2 separate regions of the Mus musculus genome follow, and region 2 is linked to region 1. A link is a loop called in an ENCODE intact Hi-C map of the cell type or tissue named here. Cell type or tissue: heart. All regions are shown on one strand. Each heading gives the region's core, and the rest is flanking DNA. Links, peaks and the distances in the headings are about the cores only. Region 1 overlaps Gm33838 (a long non-coding RNA gene). Region 2 has its middle 44 kb from the start of Gm33974.

Region 1 (5,373 bases), core at 276-5,275:
ATATTTTATATACACAGTATATAATTATATGTAATATATTAAAATTATATATTAAATGCATAACATATAATTATATAATATGCAATTATAAAATAATATTATTATATTTTAATGCATCAAGGGATACTAGCAAGAAAGTTTTGGAAAATATAAGCAACATAATGGGGGAAATGTTGCAATTCGTGTATCTGTGGAACTTCCACATAAAGAATTCTTATAACCCAGTAAGAAAAAGATAAATGATGCAATTCAGAAATGGGTTAAGGATCACACGGACATTTCTCCAGAGGACGAGCACATGGCCAGTAAGCACACCCAAATATTTTCAGCATCACTGGCAACCATGCAAATTCAAATTAAATCTACAACAAAATAGCACTTCATTCTGCAAGAGTGTCTAAAAGGAGGGCGGAGAGGAAGAGGACTAGGCGTGGTGTTTGTACAAATGTGTGTAAAAAATAGAGCTGGCATAAACTTGCTGGCAAGTATATAAAATGGTGCAGCTTCTCTGGAACAACCAGGCAGTTTTCCAAAGGCAAAGCCGACTTATCATGTGGCTTATACCCAAGACATGAGAGCCTCGCTCCACAGGAAAAAAGTTGTCCACCAGTGTTCAAAGCAGTGTTATTCACAAAGGCCCCAAAGTAGAACCTTTCCAACATCTGCTCATTTGTCTTTCTCAAATGAATGACTAAAATTCAGACAAAACCATTCGATGGGGACTATTCAAAAGACATGAAGTAAATTCTTACAGGTGCTACGACATGGACGGGCTTGGAAAACATCATGCAACAGCTAAGACATGAGAGCAGACAATTCTGTTTGTATAAAGTGTCTAAAATAGGCTAAAAAAAAAATACCTGAAGAAAATGGGAAGGTTCAAGGTGATAGTTGCAGAAATCTGTGGATATGCTAACATCCACAAGCTTTTTTCAAAGGAAGAAGAAAGAGAAGTGGGGCAGGCTTACCTTCCTAGGATAGCAGTAATTAACTTGGGGCCCTGAACCCAGTAAAAGCACCGTATGAGAGAATTTGTGTAGGGTTTTGTTTGTTTGTTTTTCTTTTTAGCCCTGTGGCTTTCCTCACATTTTCTGGAGAGTCTAACCACAAATAGAAAATCCCTGCTTTCAAGCTGGCCTGGAAGAACTCGAAAGATTGGGGGCTATCCCTGAGGAAGCCCCTTTGAACTGCCCTCCTGGTTGACTGTGAGATGGGCAGACTTCCTCTCACCTCCTCTTCAAGGTCAGAATTCATTTCCTGTCTCAGCTGTATGGAGTTGGGTTAGCCAACAGCTGCTTCAACCACAACCTAGAGCCCCCAGGCTCTCCCTGGTCCCAGCCCCTTCCCCTCTGCAACATTCGGCCACTCAGCCTTCTCCCAAAGACATCTGCATAAACCTGACTGCTGGATACCCCAGAAATGGATAGCTGTTTTCTTTCCAGCATTAAAGGGGAGTGTAAGCACCTGGCTCTTGGGCCCTGGTCTCCAATGTTGGAGTGACCCAAAAGTAGGGTCACAGTTCTGATTAGCTGCAGACAGGCCTGCTTTTAAGGAATCCAACCTTCGCTCTCACAAAAAGTACCATGGTCTATGGCTCATTTCATTGTCTCCTCAACCAAAGGGGAATGACCAAGGCTGCCCAGGAGCAAGTGCTCAGCTATCCCTAGACTCACCTTTCTCAGGGTCAGGCTTCATTCTCTTGTAAGCACTGAAGGATTGTGCAACTCTCCAGGCCTCACTTCCCACCTCATCAACGATCCTCAGAGAGTAGGGTCCTCCGGCTTCCACCAAGCAATGTGATTCTGTTTAAAGACTAAGGTTACATTGCTCAATAGTCCGGGCAAACCCTACCCTTCTCTCCCTGAGGCTGAAAAGTCCTGCCTAAATCCTCAACACTTTTTCCTCCACCCCACATAAGGCCTCTCTCCCCTTAAAGATCACAAACCACATCTTTAACATTTTATAATGTAAGCCAGGCATAGTAATACACACCTGTAATGCCAACACTCAGGAAGGCAAGAGAGTCAAAGCAAGCTTACCAGTTTGGGCTACAGAATAAAACCTTATCTCTAAAACATACAATCCCCAAAAAGGAAAAGGAAAAACTCTATTTTATATTTTTACTGCCTGGTAAAGTGTGGGTGGCCTTGCTTTGACTTGGGTTTTTTTTTTTGTTTTTTGTTTTTGGTTTTTTTTTTTTTCTTATGTTTTCAAAACAGGGTCTTGCTACGTACGTAGCCTTGGATGGCCTGGAACTTGATATGCAGACAGACCAGATTATCCTTGAATTTTCAATGCTCCTCTTGCCTCTGCCTCCCAAGTTGTAGGTTAAAGGTGAACCACCATGTTCAGCTAAGAGGCTCTGGCACGACTAAGCTAAAGGTGCCAACTTATTGTCCAAGACGATGAATCTGAAGAGCTTGGACCTCTGGGTGTGGGTGGCCTGAAGCCACCCTTCTCCACAAAAGTAGGACTAAGAAGGCAGACCTCACTGAAATCTCCATCGAGGGTCAGGCAAGAACTTTCGAGGCAGAGGGGAAGAGACATCACTTTGTATTCTCAGAGCGTCTTGTCTGTCCCATGTACAGAAAGAACCCTTCCCAAAGCCTATTTCCTCAGTTACTACTGGGAACAAAGAGCTCTTTTCTGCAGAGGTATACAGCAAAGGTGGGGCTGCCTGATCTCACGTCAAGGGTTCTTTTATTTTAACACACCATTGTGAACACCACAGACATCTCCAGTCATGGAGTGTTGTCTTTAAACCTAGCATCCATGGCTGGCCCCAGGACCACAATTAGAATAGAATGAGACAAGGATTTCTTGGTTCACAAACACTGGATCCCTGGATGCTAATGGCTCCTACTACACAGTGTGTGTGTGTGTGTGTGTGTGTGTGTGTGTGTGTGTGTGTGTGTGTGTGTGTGTGTGTGTGTGTGTCAGGGTGGTGGTGGAAAACTATGACACTGTTTGGCAGGAGAGCTTCCAGAGTCACGTGGAACCGTTTCAAGATCTCAGTTCTGTTTCCTCTTGGGAAGCTGTTTTCTCCCCATCTCATTTTGCAATTCTGATAGAGCTGTTATCACTCAGGGGTATTTGGCGGGCCTGATAGGGACATGTGGTGTAGAGTCAGGCACCAGAATGCTCAGGAGGCAAGGTCTGGGTTTTTGCACCCCCTGTTTATCGGTTAGCCTGAGGCCAACTGGTCTCACCTTAGGACCTAAGCATAGTTGGTTGAAGAATTTTCCTGGGAGCTTTTGGAAACTTTTCCTGCACTAGGGAGTTGGCTCAGTGGGTAAAGGGCACTTGGTGCCTATGCACAGGGACCTAAGATCAGATCCCCAGCACCCACATGAAAAGTTTGGCCTGACAGCGAGAATCTCAATCTCTGTGCTTGGAGAGGTGGGTGAGACAATGATCCCAAGCTTTCGCCAGCTCAGTATGAGCTAGGATACTTACTATGTTTGGATTTGAGAAGAGGTATATCTAACTGGTAAGCTCAAAGTCCAACAAGAGATCCTGTGTCAACAAGGTGGAGAGCAATAGAGGAAGACACCAGACACTGACCTCTGATCTCCGCAGGCACATCCATGAACACTTATCCATACCTCCCACACACACATACACACATATTACATGCTCATGCAAACCAAAAAATTAAATTTTCAAGATTCAACCCCAATCTATTGACAAGAGGCCTGGGAATTTAGGTTTTTGGAAGCCTTCAGGTTTGTGGTCATACCTCCTCTCAAATACAAAGCAGCCATTTTTCTACCAAAGATCCTGCGGGGGACAACAGAGGGTCCACTAACTGCTAACCCATACTCTCTCCCCACACTCTTTCTCTCCACTCCAGCCCTGGCATTCTAGCCCAGACTGTGGTGGGTCTCTTCTGAGGGAGCCACCGCTCTTAATGAAAGGCTAGACTGACAGAAGAGGTCGAAGTTCACACAAGCGGCACCGCCTTCTGTTTCATTTACAAGTGGCAGTCACCTCATTAAACCCGGTCTCCCTTCACCCCACCCACCCTCACCCCATAGCCCAGCCCTCACATCCTACACCCAGGCCCCGCCTTCCTCAGCTTGGTTTGGGCAGCAATACAGAACTGGACTAGATATTCTGGGACCCAGAGGCAGATAGAAGAACTCACGGAGACATCTGCCCACATTTTCTTTGGCAAGCTTGCCCCTACCTCCAAATGCTCCCAACCAACATCTGGCATAAAGAATACACTCAACAGATGTTTGTTAAACTCAAGTATTTATGAGTGCATAGAAGCTAAGTGGTGGTGGCCATGGCATAACCTGAACTTGAGAATCAACAAAGATTCCTTCAAGTAAAGTCCTTTAGAGCAAGAAAGGCACACACACCTGGACGGGGATAGACCCTGACGATCTGCTATATGCTTGTGTCAACTTTTCATCTCTTTGACCCTTTTGGTCTATGAAGGCAAGGTACTATGATGATTAAAATAAATAGCTCACAAGAAAGAACCCAGCTTAGCATGGCATGCTGTAGCTAGTAGACAAATGCTGCTCCCCTGAGTTCCCAGCATCTGATGGGCACAGAGCATCAAACAGAATGGGCTTCAGTTCTGGGACTGCATGAAGGTCCCTGTGGCTGGTGAACGATATAGAAAAACCAAAGCAGCCTAAACTGAGACCAGACAGAGGGATGTTAGCCAGATCAGGCAATGGCAGGGTAGTTGCAAAGAAGCCATTAGTGAGGCCTCAGGCAGGACAATGGTTGGCGTGCCCAATGCCGTCTCCGGGAAGGCACACATGGTGTCTGGACCTGAACCAGAGAAAATCCAAGAGAGGTCAGCTAGATGTACATAGCCCCTCCAGGGCCTAAGGAAGAACTCCAGGTTGCAGTTAGGGAGGAGAGGAAGCTGCAGAGGTACATGAGGTGGGGGGAAGACAAATGTGCCCCCCCACCCCCACCCTCACCCCCGCTCCATTTAGTCTCCACACCAATTCATGAGCCAACCACGGGCTCCATATTAGCCCTACTTGTAGAATCACTCATCTGATCCCTGGGTAAAGAAATGCCTCCTCCCCTCAAGCCTCATACACCAGCAGCAGGAGAACGCCATCTCAGCTCTGCCTTCTGGGGCTCAGTATAGGGCTGATGTCAAACTTGAGAGGGCCAGTGAGAACTTGCATGCAGGAGGCCCCAGCTGAGGGGCTGCTGAGGGGAAGGCCAAGTTCAGTCTGTCCTTAGAGTTTGTTTGGGGAGGGTGAGCTAGATCAGGAGCTAAAGCACACCCAAGCCCCAGACTGAACCTGCAGCATTCTGGAGTTTCTGCAAAGGATATTCTTTGGGCTATGGCCAGTGAAGCAAACGATTCCCCTAGAGTCCCTGACCAACGCTCAG
Region 2 (5,373 bases), core at 274-5,273, 71 kb before region 1:
AAATTTGAGGATACACAGACATTCAGGAACACCTTCCAGTGTGCCTGTATCCCCCTCACACTCCACCTAATTCTCAACAGTCCTCTCTCTTGGTCCCTATGGTCCCCAGAGTCCATAGAGTCTCTGTACCCTATTATTTGGCCCCATGATCCATTTTGCAACTGCTCTTCCTATCTTGCTCCTATTCTGTTCTGTCCATTAGGGTGGACCGCCTTGAAACGGTTCTGTTTCAAAGGCAGATCAATATGCTGGCCAGGGGCATAGAACACTGTTCTCAGGTCCACCCAGGGGCTGCCTAGGCCAGCTTTTCACTTCATACCCCAGCTCTCACCATGCCTTAAGTTGAGACTACAGGCGCTGAGGAGGACAGCGTGTGCCCTGATGTGAGTTCTGGATACTCTTTTATCTCAGCCCCTTTCTTAGCTGCTTCCCTATGTGGGTCGCCAGCCTTAATGGTGATTCCCAGGCCTACCTTGTTCAGGGAGTTAGGATAAGACTGGCAAAGAACAATGTGGAAACTGGAAAGGTGGTCAAAGCAGGCCTCCCCAGTGGGTCTGGATGCCAGGAACTTGGTAGAATATGGCTGGCAAGAGCTGTCCAGTCCTGGCTTGAGGCAAGAAGAGAGATGAGACCTGGAGCAGAGAGAGCCAGCAGCGATCCTCACCTCCCACGAAGCAGCCTGTTTATATTCTGTCTGCGCACAGTGCCTTCTCCAGACTGCTGGCCCAGCTCCCTCACATGCTGTTATTGTCAACACCTTTGCTGATGCCTGGTGCTTCGTGGAGGGACACTGCCATCTGACTGTCACAGAGCTGCCATACCCCTGTGTCACTGAGCTGCCATACCCCTTTGTCACAGAGCTGCATTACCCCTGTGTCCCCTGAGATAGGACTGAGAATGATGCAGTCCCCAGGGCAGACCAGAGTGCCTACAGACCTAAGCCCTTCAGGACCTGGCCTGGCCCTCTTCACTTCCCTGAGTCTGAGCCTCTTTCTTGACTTCATGCCCATGTCAAAGTCACTGAGCGGCAGATCCCCATCCACCCACCAGCAAAGCAAGATGTGGTGTCCATACCCTCGTGAATGCTTCACACAAGTCCCTAGCCCACCTTTCCCTGAGGCCTTCAGCTCCTCACCCCAAGGTAGCATGGCTAGCTGAACAAAGTCCTTCCTCTACAAGCAGCCTTCTAGTGTCCTGGGCAGGCTTAATCAAAGGCTTAGTCAAGGGAGGAGTTCAGACAGAAAGAACAGGGCACTCGCTCTACCCATGACACATATCACCCAGAAGCAGCTAGTTTCTGAAAGTAGAAAAGGGAGAGAGCCAGAGAAAGGTTAGGGGAAAAGACAGAGTCAAAGACAAAAAGGGAGAGACAGAATGACCTAAACCTGGGAAGACAGACACAGAGACCAAAATGCACTGAGAGGCCCAAATTGACACCACATGGCCGCCAAGCCGGACCCCAGGGCCCAGCAAACAAGGTCTCGTGCTGAGTCAGTTGCCATGGTGATAAACATGCAGGAAATATCCAAGATAACTAGAATAGTGGAAATAACATGTGTTTTGGATAAAACTTCCCCCTGCCCCACCCCCTCCCGTGTATCCATCACATTTGGGGGATAAACTTGGCTTTCATACAAGGACTTTCTCTGAGAGGCTGGGTCTGGAGAGTTAAAGGCCACAGATCAAAATTCTCAGGGACCCCCAAGGGCGTGTGGCTGAGTCTGTGCAGGATGTGGAGGTATATATTCTGTTTCTTCCTCTCTGCATCACTGAGTCTAGATTTGGGCACCTGGATGCTTTGTTCTGCGGCACAGAGCCAGGAAGGATCTGGATTCTTGATTGATGTCACACAGCCAGTCTGAGGAGAAGGGAACAGCGTCATGGGAAACTTCCCCTGGGGTCTTCATGGTCTACAGCAAAAGCCAGAGCTACAGCAAGGCCACGGAGGAGAGCCAGTACCCCCTGTCCCCAGATGCATAGCAACGATATGAGTGTCCAGCGGGAGGAAGTGCAAAATGGAGAGAAGAACTAGGCAGGTGAGAAAAAGTAAAAACGGAGAAACTTAGGCCTAGCATGTATCCGGAGGGGTGACTCCTTATACCTGAAAATCAGAAAGCATTTCAGGGGAGAGTGATTCTCAAAAGGGTGCCCTACCAGCTCCTGGCCCCCACAAGGTCCCCATTAAGAGCCCAGTTAGAAGCCTGTTCCATCAAGCCCTTCCTGCCTGCTAGACTACTCAGAGTGCTCACATTCCTCTTGGCAGATTCCACAGAGAGAATATAAGAGTTCAAGTTAGAGGTCCTGACGCCTGGCTCCCTGATCTGGCCCTGTGGCCTCCTGAATCCTCAGTTCTGGCCTCTGATGGGTGGAGCTAACAATTACACGTCTGGCAAGGCTCTCCAAAGGAGTGAATGCCACGGTGCACGTGGGAGCACTTGGCACATCAAGAAGCTGTGTGTCCAACTTGTTGACTGTTGTTGTGACTCAGGCAGAGAGGAGTGGACAGGCCAAGGGAGCAAGGAGATGTCGCAGGCAAAGGTTCATGTGAGGAGACTGGACTCACTAATGCTATTACACCCAAATTTTCCGCTCTAAACAACACGCTTCAGCTGTGAGTTCCCATGGCGGAAAGTTTCTGTGAAATGATCCGTGATAAAAATGGGTTTGGGAATGATCCACCTGGATGTGGAGGACCTTGCCTGGCTTGGAGCATTCCCCTACAGAAGATCAGAACTGTGTCATGACCTGAGGAGACATGGTACGGCAGTTGTATCCGTGGAATTTCACTGCCAACCCTCTCTGGGTAATAAACGACCACCTTAACTCTTGCACAGACCCGTGCATCGAAGAGACCCTTAAATAACCCTTGAGGCCCTAATAACGTTCATGGCACCAGGAATATAGAGCTGCTGCTGACCCAGAGCTGATTTTGCTTTTTTTTTGGCTGTTGGGAAGGGCGAAATCCACCCCACTCATCAAACTTCAAAGCCATTCGTTGGTACCATGCTGTGATGGATGATGGTGAAGGCAACGCAGGCAGGAATAAGAAGGGCAGATAAAAGAAAAAAGAAAGAAAGAAACGGCTCAATCCTTGATGCTTCTCACACTGGTAACAGCCAAGCACGGGGAGGGATTGGCTTGGGGTCAGGAATCATATTTACCAGCCCTGGAACTAGAGTAAGACCCCTAGAGAAGTAGGATCTGGCAGCCCCTGGCAAGTGACATGCCAGGGAGGCATGCAGAGGAGAACACAGGCCAAGGCTGGGCCTGAGCCCCTCAGTATCCCTGGCTCCAATGAGGACAGCGGGAGGTCTGCTGGGCGAGTGGAACACCTCCTCCCTAGCTGGCTGCCTTCTCTAGATCTGCTTTTACTCTCCTCTCCAGTTTTTCCACAGATTCTCTTTGGCCTTAGGGTGATTTTTCCAGCATTCCATCTACTTCTGTATGGCACCAAAAGATGCAGCCTCAGTGGTGGAAGGCTGGCTGTGTAGATGTGTATGCACACATGTGTCCCTCATGGGCAGATAGATGATGGCATTGGGGGGTGGGGGAGAAGAAGGAGTTGGTAGCCTTGAGTTCAGCAACCCCAGTTCTTTCCCCAAGCCTGAGAAGTCACCAGCCTATAGGGGTCAAAATGCTGGTCGTCTCTCCCTGGCTTCATAATCCTCTAGTTCTGAGAGAAACAAGAAAAGACAACAACTAACATAAGAGTCTTAACCTGAGAAGAGGAACTCAGTCTCCCTTCGCTACCTCTGTGTGCCCAGCTGTGACCCTAATCCATGCTCCCTGAACAGTAAAGGTAGAAAGCCTGCCTGGAAGACTTTGGGGTATGTTCCATGGCTCTAGGGTTGGGGCACAGTGCTGGCAGCCCTGTTTTTTTTTTTTTTCTCTGTGTGCCAAGGAGCTTTCTCCTGGGGGATTAACAGAGCCCTCCTGCCACCCCATCTGGCTGGTACTGGAGCCAGAACACCACCCTTGGCTGCCAGCCAGCCTGTGTCTGGGAGCCAGAGCTCCCTTAGAGACTTGCAGGCGGTTTGCTGGGGCCTTAGGGAAGGGGGGTGGGAGATAGAGACCTTTGGGGAGTCCCTGGGCCACCCAACCGAGAAGGACTGACTTTGAAACTCAGCTTGTCCCAGCCCTGGGCCTGTGGCTGGAATTAAACAGAGTTGGGAGAGTCTCACCTGGAGACAGGGAATACAGCTGATCTATAACCTGGGAGAGACATTACAGAAACAGCGGCTTCAGGCTTACAAAAACAAAACCAGATCACCAATTAGAAAGGCTGAGTCTGAGCCAAGGGGCGGAAGTGCTTTGGGGCCTGGACTGGCAGGGGACTGGGATGACAGCTGGATCTGTGCTGACAGGTCCCATTGGGGTGCAAAGGAGCTGATATCTCCCTCTAGTCATTCTTTTTCCCCCTTCTTCCCTCCAGTACTGAAAGTTAAACCTAGGATCTTAGGCACTGCAGGCAAAGCTCTCCCACTGAGCCTCATCCCACTCTCTCTGAGTTGTCTTGAAACTGTGTAGCCAAGGAAACATTAAAGCAACCTCTGTCTGTAGTTAGGGAACGGGAGGTGGAGGTCCAGTGAGGCTGAGTAACTTGTTGACTGGAAGGCACCGAGTGAGTGAGTGAGTGAGTGAGTGGAAACCAAAGAAACTAAGTAGCCAGACAGTCCTCCAGGAGGGAAGAGAGCAGCCACCTGCAGAGACTAAGCAATTCCACCCACCATGGGTGAGGAATCTCTGAAACAGAGAGGGTAGAAAGGGAATCAGAGACTCCACCCTAACGGGGGCTCTATAGATCCTCAGGACCAAACACTGAGAGTGGCCCCCCAGCAACTTTCATGCATGTGGCTTCCAAGACAGCCACAGCCTATACTTGCCTCTCCCTAAGTCCTTCTCTGCACTCCTCTAAGTAAACAAACGGCACTCAGGCTGTGTTCTGTTGGCAAACACCTCCAACTTAGCAACCTCTCCTAGAATAAATAAACAGTGCCCCTGAGCGCTTACTCACACACACTAAAACACCCTTGCTCATGTTCTTAGCTGGATGCGGAGCCTGCTCCCTGCCCTCCACACAGTCCCTAATCCTCCCAGCCACCATCTCAAACAGGCTCCACTTCAAGCTATATGAAAGAAGGCTGTCCCCTTCTTCCAGGGAGGTGTGACAACCCCGCACCTCGGGTGCCGAGTCAGGCCCCAGACCCAGGCTTGTTCTAGCAGCCCATGGACCTGCAGAATGACACTCTCTTCAAAGAACCATTCATTCTGAAGGGACAACCAAAATGAGATGCTAGACATTTGAACCGTTACATAAATAGGTGAGTTTGAGATGATATGTAATTGGTTCAAACAGTAGAGACCCTGGGAGAA

The links. A loop is a pair of places that touch in the nucleus more often than their neighbours do. Peaks named below come from ENCODE experiments on the same cell type or tissue, not always from the same donor. Only the 100,000 strongest peaks of a DNase experiment are listed, where the experiment ranks them.
Region 2: it touches region 1 in a loop (2.8-fold over the local background); 1 of 42 quality-filtered maps calls a loop at or near these places.

What each region holds. Positions count from the first base shown.
Region 1 is chr9:35,288,766-35,294,138 of GRCm38, reverse strand. All of the region lies in intron 2 of Gm33838 (a long non-coding RNA gene), which reads left to right. Among named protein-coding and RNA genes, the nearest start is that of 4933422A05Rik, 10 kb to the right of the region's middle. In heart, for the core only: no CTCF peak of the experiment used is centred there; DNase peaks (open chromatin) are centred at 498 and 3,088.
Region 2 is chr9:35,359,509-35,364,881 of GRCm38, reverse strand. No RefSeq gene overlaps it. Among named protein-coding and RNA genes, the nearest start is that of Gm33974, 44 kb to the right of the region's middle. In heart, for the core only: no CTCF peak of the experiment used is centred there; DNase peaks (open chromatin) are centred at 2,371, 3,251, 3,981, 4,311 and 1 weaker place; H3K27ac peaks cover 2,324 bases.